Linked DNA regions of Homo sapiens: region 1 is linked to region 2. Evidence: read pairs that join two places in POLR2A ChIA-PET (ENCODE). Cell type or tissue: HepG2. All regions are shown on one strand. Links, peaks and the distances in the headings refer to the core of each region. The heading gives the core; the rest is flanking DNA.

The links. Peaks named below come from ENCODE experiments on the same cell type or tissue, not always from the same donor. Only the 100,000 strongest peaks of a DNase experiment are listed, where the experiment ranks them.
Region 1: POLR2A ChIA-PET joins it to region 2 with 7 read pairs; 3 of 35 experiments call an interaction of 5 or more read pairs at or near these places.

What each region holds. Positions count from the first base shown.
Region 1 is chr10:96,862,088-96,866,475 of GRCh38, forward strand. The region is part of intron 2 of LCOR (ligand dependent nuclear receptor corepressor); the gene reads left to right. Among named protein-coding and RNA genes, the nearest start is that of LCOR, 32 kb to the left of the region's middle. In HepG2, for the core only: no CTCF peak of the experiment used is centred there; a DNase peak (open chromatin) is centred at 2,134.
Region 2 is chr10:96,998,879-97,003,203 of GRCh38, forward strand. SLIT1 (slit guidance ligand 1) reads right to left here. Exons shown (of 37, transcript NM_003061.3): 35 at 3,826-4,114; 36 at 3,280-3,491; 37 at 1-2,472. The coding sequence ends at 2,234. Among named protein-coding and RNA genes, the nearest start is that of SLIT1-AS1, 100 kb to the right of the region's middle. RefSeq lists an enhancer at 3,067-3,755. In HepG2, for the core only: CTCF peaks have their summits at 1,262 (motif pointing left) and 1,678 (motif pointing right); a DNase peak (open chromatin) is centred at 1,983; H3K4me3 peaks cover 647 bases.

The DNA.
Region 1 (4,388 bases), core at 251-4,250, 140 kb before region 2:
ATATTACAAAGATACAGGTGAAGAGATGCATAGGGCAAGGCATGGAGGAAGGGGCACAGAGCTTTCATGCCCTCCCTGGGCACACTACTCTCCAGGAGCCTCCACATGTTCAGGTATTTGGAAGCTCTCCAAACCCAGTCCTTTTAAGTTTTTATGGGAGGCTTCGTTACATAGACATGATTTTTTTTTCTTTTCTTTGTTTTTGAGATAGCGTCTCACTTTGTTGCCCAGGCTGGAGTGCTGTGGCATAACCTTGGCTCACTGCAGCCTCGATCTGAAGCAGTCCTCCCACCTCAGCCTCCTTTGTAGCTGGGACTATAGGTATGCACCACCATCCTCGGCCAATTTTTCTATTTTTTGAAGAGATGGGGTTTCACCATATTACCCAGGCTGGTCTCAAACTCCTGACCTCAGGTGATCCGCCCGCCTCAGCCTCCCAAAGTGCTGGGATTACAGGCATGCATCACCAAGTCCAGCCACGTAGGCATGATTGGTAAACTATTGGCCATTGGTGATCAACTTAACCTTCAGCCCTTTTCCCTTCTCCAGAGTTTGGAAGGTGGGTTGCAAGTCTCAACCCTCTAATCCTGTCTTGGTCTTCCTGGTGGCCAGCTCCTATCCTCAAGCTACCTAGGAATTGCCAGCCCCCGTCAACTCATTGGTGTACAAAAAGACAACACTTTGTAGTCTCTAAGGATTTTAGGAGTTAAAGAGGGTCCAAGACCAAATATGTATTTCAGAATATCACAAGTATCTTTTTTAAAGTTTAGTAATATGTTTTCTTTCTTTTCTTTTCTTTTTTTTTTTTTTGAAACAGAGTTTTGCCCTTGTGGCCCAGGCTGGAGTGTAGTGGCATGATCTCAGCTCACTGCAACCTCTGCCTCCTGGGTTCAAGCAATTCTCCTGCCTCAGCCTCCCAGGTAGCTGGGATTACAGGCACCCACCACCACATGCCCGGCTAATTTTTGTATTTTTAGGAGAGATGGGGTTTCACCATGTTGGCCAGGCTGGTCTCATACTCCTGACCTCAAGTGATCTGCCCACCTCAGCCTCCCAGAGTGCTGGGATTAGAGATGTAAGCCACCATGCCCAGCCGAAGTAATATGTTTTCTTTTTCTGTTTTTTTTTTTTTTTGTGATGGAGTCTCACTCTGTTGCTCAGGCTGGAGTGCAGTGGTGTGCTCTCAGCTCACTGCAACCTCCGCCTCCTTGTTTCAAGTGATTCTCCTGCCTCAGCCTCCTGAGTAGCTGGGATTACAGGCATGCACCACCACACTTGGCTAATTTTTGTAGTTTTAGTAGAGACGGGGTTTCACCATGTTGGCCAGCCTGGTCTCGAACTCCTGACCTCAAGTGATCTACCCACCTCGGCCTCCCAAAGTGCTGGGATTACAGGTGTGAGCTACCATGCCTGGTCCATCTTGTGAATTTTCTGATTTTTTCACATTCAGAATTCATTTTCTGGGAATTGATTCTAAAAGTTTGATTGCATTGTTAGTGCTGTGGAAACGTGAAGTGTGTGGATTGGGATAGCATGATCAGGTTTTTCTGAGGTTGACCTTTTTCAAGAAAGCATAGACTGGTGTTGTGCAGTCTTTAAACTGCTTTAAAGGAGTTTAGAAAAGTTGCTCAAATTTTGCCCAAAGGCTTGGTCTTGTATTTACCTTAGGCGTTTGCTAAAATACTTTTTCTCTAGTAAGTTTAAGTTGATATTTTTGGTTTGATTTAGTATGTTCTACAGAATGCTAGTTGCCTTCTTTCATGATGCTATCTTTTGTCTCTAACCTGCCTATTTTGTCTTTTGTTTTTGGCACTTTATTCTTTCTGTATCAGTTAGCATTATGTTTACTGAATGTTGGAGGAACTGTTCTGAGCTTGTTGGTAGGAATGTCACTTTGTATGTTTACATTCTGATGTGAAACACCTGTCCCTGAGCAGTTATGTTTCTACAGCTAATGATGCCATTAAATATTAACTTGGCAGTAGTTTATGAACCTTATCGCCTAATTTCTTAAGGTCCAATATCTTAGAAACTCCGGAAGCACATCATAAAATACACAACAGAGATTAAAGGTTATAAGAATAAATGTGCCCAACTAAGAAGGGACCAATAGGTAGAAGAATGAGGATAGGAAATAATGACACAGAGGACAGTCCAACATTCTGAGAGCCAAGTTGAAAAGGAAGTAGATACTCAAGTAATGACTCATAGATGGTAATCCAAAATGTTCTCTGTCAAATAAAGGTGTATTGACTTTCAGTTGATTTTTCAAACAAGGAAAAATCCTTATTTGCTTTGGGGACAGTCTTTGTTTAGATGGTGTGGTTGGATTGTATTTTTATTCACTGAGCCAAATGTTCTGTGAACATCTTTACTAGCTACCAAGCACTATATGGGGATATGGTGATGTGCAAAGCAGACTCTGTTCCTGCTCGCATGGCACTTAGAATATAATGGGAAAAACAGGGACATCAGTTACACAAGGAACCAGATAAAAGCTCTGAAAAGAGACGTTGTTCTCTGCATGTATGTATGGTCATGCACCTCATAACAATGTTTCAGTCAACAACAGACCACATATATGACAGTAATCTTGTAAGATTATAATACTGTATTTTTACTATACCTTTTCTGTGTTTAGGTATGTTTAGATATACACATACTTACCATTGTGTTACCATTGCCGACAGCATTCAGTACAGTGACATGCTATAGGTTTGTAGCTTGCTAGCAATAGCCTAGGTGTGTAGTAGGGTATACCATCTAGGTTTGTGTAAGTACACCCTATGATGTTCACACAACAACACACCTATTGGCATATTTCTCAGACCATATCCTTGTTGTTAAGCAGCTCAAGACTATAATTGTGTGTGAGTTGTGGGGGTGGATTGGAGTAATAGAAACTCAGAAGAATTTCTGAGAAAAGAAAATTTAATTTGAGAGACGAGAGATTAGTAGGTGTTAATTAACTATGGGAAGGAGGTAGGGGAAATGTGGTTGGTAGAAAGGACTATAGGATATCAACGTATATTTTCAGAAGACAGAAAAAGCAAAGTTAGATCTTAATTTCCCTCTTAAGACTCATTCTGGTTTATATAAAAATTTATATTTTCGTCTCACCATTTGATGTACTTAAACATGCCTTTATGAGGTTCAGTTTTGACTGTGGACTGTTAGGCTGTTTTAAAAAAAATTAGGGAAACTGAAAATTGGAAGGGGGCACTGGATGAGTATATTGTTAAAATTTTATGGGAAGAAAAGATACAATTATACCTAGGCACTAGATATTTCTGTAAATCCATAGCTGTACAGTTGCTCCCATTGGAGAAGCATGAAGGCATTCTTAGGCAGACATTCTGTCAGTTTCTATCTCTCTCTTTCCAAAATCAAATAGGAGTGATTTTTTTATCGTGTTTAATTGAGATGCAATTAAAATGTACAGTAGTTATGACAGTTGTATACACCCCTATGGCCATCACCCAAAACAAGAAATAGAACACTTCTGAGCCAGGCGCGGTGGCTCACGCCTGTAATCCCAGCACTTTGGGAGGCTGAGGTGGGCGGATCACCTGAGGTCAGGAGTTCGAGACCAGCCTGGCCAACATGGGGAACCCTGTCTCTATTAAAAATACAAAAATTAGTCGGGTGTGGTGGCAGGTGCCTGTAATCCTAGCCACTTGGGAAGTTGAGGCAGGAGAATTGTTTGAACCCAGGAGGCAGAGGTTGCAGTGAGCTGAGATCGCGCCATTACACTCCAGCCTGGGCAACAAGAGCGAGACTCTGTCTCAAAAAAAAAAAAAAAAAAAGGAAAAAGAAATAGAGCACTGCCAGCCTCCTTGAAGGTTTGCTAATATCCTTTTCTGGCCAATCTCTTACTGCCACAGTAACTGATTCCTATCATTATAAATTAGTTTGCCTGCATCTGGAGTTCATATAAAAGGAACTACACAGTATGTTTCTTTCTTTGTCAGACTTTTGCTTAAACCTAATGTTTGTATGTGGTGCTCTATTTATTAACAGTTCATTCCTTTTTTAGCGGATTTACTGAAATATTCATATAGCATATATTTCACCCATTTAAAGCGTTGTACAATTCAATTACATTTTTACTGTATTCACAGAGTTGTACACCCGTTACATGATCAAATTTTAGAATAGCCACTCCTCATTCTGTCTCCTTCCCTTACCCCAGCCATAGGCAATTATTAGTATACTTTGTCTCTATTCATTTGCCTATTCTGGACATTAGTTCATTCTTTTCTATTTCTGGATAGTATTTCCTTGTACGGCTATACCTCAGTTCGTTTATCCATTCTTTTGCTGATGAGCATTTCGGTTGTTTGGGGGCTGTTATAAATAATGCTGCTATAAACATTTTTGTACAAGTC
Region 2 (4,325 bases), core at 1-4,000:
CAGGTGTCCTTTCCACCTCCTGCAGAATGAAGAGGCCTCCTGCCAGCCAGTGCCCTTCAAGCCTGGGAATTGGCTTCTCCAGGGTGGTGGGGAATGGTGGTGGCCAGGAAAGCTATCTTTCTCAGGGTTGGTGAGTCCCAGAGCACCTTTCTTCCAGGGAAGAGGCAAGCTAGCTGCCCTTGAGCTTTTCTGCCCTATCCAGCCCGGTGCAGATGCTCTGCAGGGTCCCACGGTGGCCTGGAAACTCAGAGAGGGATGCCATGTGGGCCTGGGAGAAGCCCCATGAGGCCCAGGCTGCAGTCTACTTGGGGGTGGGGGCGGGCATTGTGGCCTTGCTCAGAGCTCCAAGCAAGTAGATCCCAGCCCCCTGGTGAGGGGCAGATCCTGCCATGAGGACACCTGCCACATTGGGCAGGGCACTGCCCTCTTCCCATCACAGGGACCCCAGGACTCACAGTTGCTAGATTGAGTCCCCATGGCATGAGACATGCCAGGCACCTCTACCCCAGTTCTAGCCTTCTAATCAGCATCAAGGGCTCCCCTCACTGCCCTGGGCAGGGGACAGGGACACAATGCCACTCTGAGCCTCACCTGAACATACACCCAGCCATGCCTCCTGGTCACAGATGGAGGGAGCCAGGGCAGGGACATGCTCACCCCCGTTGCCCACCAGAACCCCCGGGGGTGTGCCCTCTTGGTGAGCCCTCTGGGGAAGGAGAGTGCAACTTTGCCTCCCTTTAGCCCATTCACAGTTTGGCCTCACAAACCATCTTTCTACATTTTCACTGTGTATGGAAGAGAAGACAACGTGGGCAGGCAATCGTATATTCAGGGCCTCTTCTTCTTCCACCACTGGCTCCTTCGTTGCCAGCAACTCCCTGGCCTGGGCCGCTGTCTGTGGCTGGAGCCCCCACTCAGCTCAACTCTTCCCGGGCATCCTGGTCATTCCTGCGATGCTCTGGGATGAGTTCACATCTGTCCATTAGGCCAGAACGTCCACAATCCCCAGCCCCGGGTTAGGCACATAAATACTTTTGATGTGATCAATGTAGATAGATAGATAGATAGATAGGTCTTCTAACTCCTCTGGCCTCCCAAGACCACAGTGGGGGAGTCTGCACTGTTCCTTTAGTCATCCCGCCCCCCACCTCTGGCCATTTTATAGCTGAAGAACCCAAGGCCCAGGTGGGGAGAAGTTTGCCCCGAGTGATAGAGCCAGCAGGGACTTCCCAATGCCTGGAGCACTGTCCCTTCCACTGCTCCCTACTGGCCTGCGGTGTGAAGGACTCTGAACCAGCTGCTCCCAGGTCAAGCACCCTGGCCCAGACCCTCACACCCAGTCCCTCTACCAATAGGTCACCGACAGCTTGTGGCTGACTGGTGGCTGGGGAAGCCCAGGACCAATACTCCTACTGTGGCCAGTGTCTGGAGGCAGATGATGTTTGTTTATCTAGAGCAAAGAACCCTCTGCCCTCTTTAGTGGGGTCTGCCACCCTGAGCAGCCCCTGTGACTGTTTCCTCCACATAAGCCCTCGCAGCTACAGTAGTCATGCTAGAACTTTAGGATTCAGAGGCCTGGTCCTAAGAACCACCTCCACCCACAGCCTCGTTCCCAAGCCGTGGCTGCAGAGCTGCCAGTCAGCCCAGGGGGCAAGGGTCCGACCCTCCCTGGCCAGCAGGAGGCGGCACCCCCGCTCCAGAGCCTGGCCTACCACCAGCAGATTCTGTAGCAGCAGAATGAACCAGGCTGGCTTCCCGGGGAGGCTGACAGTACTTCATGGTTGCCCGCAGAGGGGTAAGAGGCTTCTGGGGCCACAGACCCAGTTCCAAGCCAGCCTGGGCCACAGGCCAAAGGGAAGGGTTGGTTTGGAAGGCTGTCATTTTTCTTCTCCAGATTCAGATAGCAGGTAAGGAGGGGTGTCATCGTTCTGCACTTCTTGGCCTGACCTCACGCACACATTCACTCAACAAATATTTATTAAGCGCCTATTTGTGCAAGGCACTTCCGGAGAGGGCAGCCCGCAGCTCAGGCCTCGCCCACCCCCGCTGCCCCCAGCTATGGCGCAATTTGCTTTTAAAAGGCTGCTCTGGCACCACCCCACCCAGGAGGGCCCAGCTGCCCAGGAGCCGTCCTGTGATGACCTGCACCCCAGCCCAGCTGCTGGCGACTGTCTCCGCTGCTGCAGCGGCTGGGGCCCCTTGCCCGCCCTCACCGGCCTGTCCACGCCCAGCGCTATGCGCAGAGGGCACAGCCACACTTGGTGGGCTTTTCCACCTCCTCGGCAAAAGAGGTCCCATCGCTGCACTCAAAGGTGAACTTCCTCCGCTTCAGCCGAAGGCCCTGGCAGCAGCCCTGGCCTGGGCACGAGCCCCGGCACTCCACCCATGACAGGGGGCGCGTGGTCTGGCAGATGGCATAGCCCCTCTGGACCTGGTGAAAGTCCCGGACAGGGTCCCCCCGGCACTCGGACTCTGGATGGGACAGACACCAAGAGAAAGCCTCAGGGCACACCCATGGGTGAGCTGCTGCCTCCAGGGAGGCAGGAGGAAGAGGAGGAGGAGGGCAGCATCTGTGGGGTGGATCCTTTGGCTCTCAGACCCCACCTCTGTCCCCAGCATACTTCCGCCTCCCACTGACATGCACAAGCTTCCTCCCAGGGCCTACAGTCTGGTCCTAGCGTCAGGGCCCTCCAGGACAGACTGAACTGCTGGAGGGAGGGGGGGTCCCCATTGCTAGAGGCGTGCAAGAGAGGCTGGAGGCCCCGGGGGCAATAACATTATGAAAAGGATTCATGCTGGGGAGGGGATAGCCTAGGGGACCCTTAAGGTGCCTGAGTTCTGGGTTTCTCCAGCTTCTCCCTGCCCAGCCTTAGCAGTCCGGATTCCAGCAGAAGCCATCTTGGTCAAGCAGGCCAGGGAGGGCCTGGGAAGGAGTCCCCAACCCTCGGACTTCCTGCTGCCGCTCCCAGGTCATGAGGTGATGGGGCCAAGAGGCAGAGGTTGGGCCAGGAGCTGTTACCCTGGGTGGTCTCTTCTGCAAGGAGAGACCCCAGCCAGAAGAGGCGCATACCCTGAATAAGGGAGCTGCAGGGCAAACTGGGCCAGGAGAGATTGGGAGCAGTGCCCAGAGGGTGGAGGGACTCTGAAAGCCCCATAGTAGCCCATGGTACAGGGCTGGGAAGGGACAGAAGGGCTGCCGAGACTGGGAGGAAGAGTCAAATTGCTAAAGCAATTTGTGGGGGACCCTGGGGAGGGCACGTCAGGAGGGGGGCCCCTGACCTTGCTCACACAGCTCGCCCGAAAAGCCGGGGTCACACACACAGTGTGCCCCCTTGGTGCCTGAGGCCTGGCAGTGGCCATGCAGGCACTGCAGGCCTCTGCAGGGCTCTGCCAGGGCCCCGGCCTGGTTGCACAGTGCCCCCGAGTACCCATCCTGGCACTGGCAGCTGTAGGAAAGAGCGTCGAGGGGCACGCATTGCCCATGGACACACCTGGAGGAGACAGAGAAAAGGCGCTGTGAGGACAAACCCAGCCAAGCCCCACCTGACACAGCCCGCCCCACCTGACACAGCCCACCCCACCCAGCCCTGACTTCACAGGTCTTTAATCTGTTCCCAAAACTGAAACAAAGGGAGTTGCATGCGACTATGTGTGTGTCCCTATAGGCCTTGTCCTATTAATAAAAAGTGAAAGCCAGATAAAAGTAATAAAACCCTGGCTTAGGCTACATGTTCTAATATGGGTTGGAAAACTGTGAGGCAGCCCTTCCCATGGGGAAGGAACAGGTAGGCAGGGGCAAGGGCTCCCCCAGTGCCCCAGGCTCACTTGTGGCCATGGCAGGGGCCGTCAGCGGGCTGGTCACAGTGCAGGCCCACCCAGCCAGCCTCGCAGTGGCACATGGGCCCTGGGGTGGCATTGGGCTGGCAGATGCCATGCAGGCAGTAGAGCTTGCGGCAGGGTTCGCAGCCTGGCACCACGCCTGGCTTCATCTGCGTCTTGGTGAAGTCCTGCAGCTCGTTGTTGATGTACAGGTTTCGGATGCAACCGTGGAAGCCGGTGCCGTTGAGGATCTGCCACAGGCGGAAGGCAGCTGAGTTGACATCCACGGGCATCCCTGGGGTAGGGGAGGGAGCAGAGCTGGGCTGAGTAAAGCTCGGGCTATGCCGGGCACCCACCCCTGAGGTCTGGGCAGCTCCATGGCCTTCCCTCTTGCCTGCGGCCTCTGTCCTTCATCTCTGCAACCCTGATCCAAGGTCCTTTGCCACCTTGGAGGGCCCAGGCTCCTTGCCCAGAAGAAAGGGAAAAGCTGCTTCCTCTGTGATTGG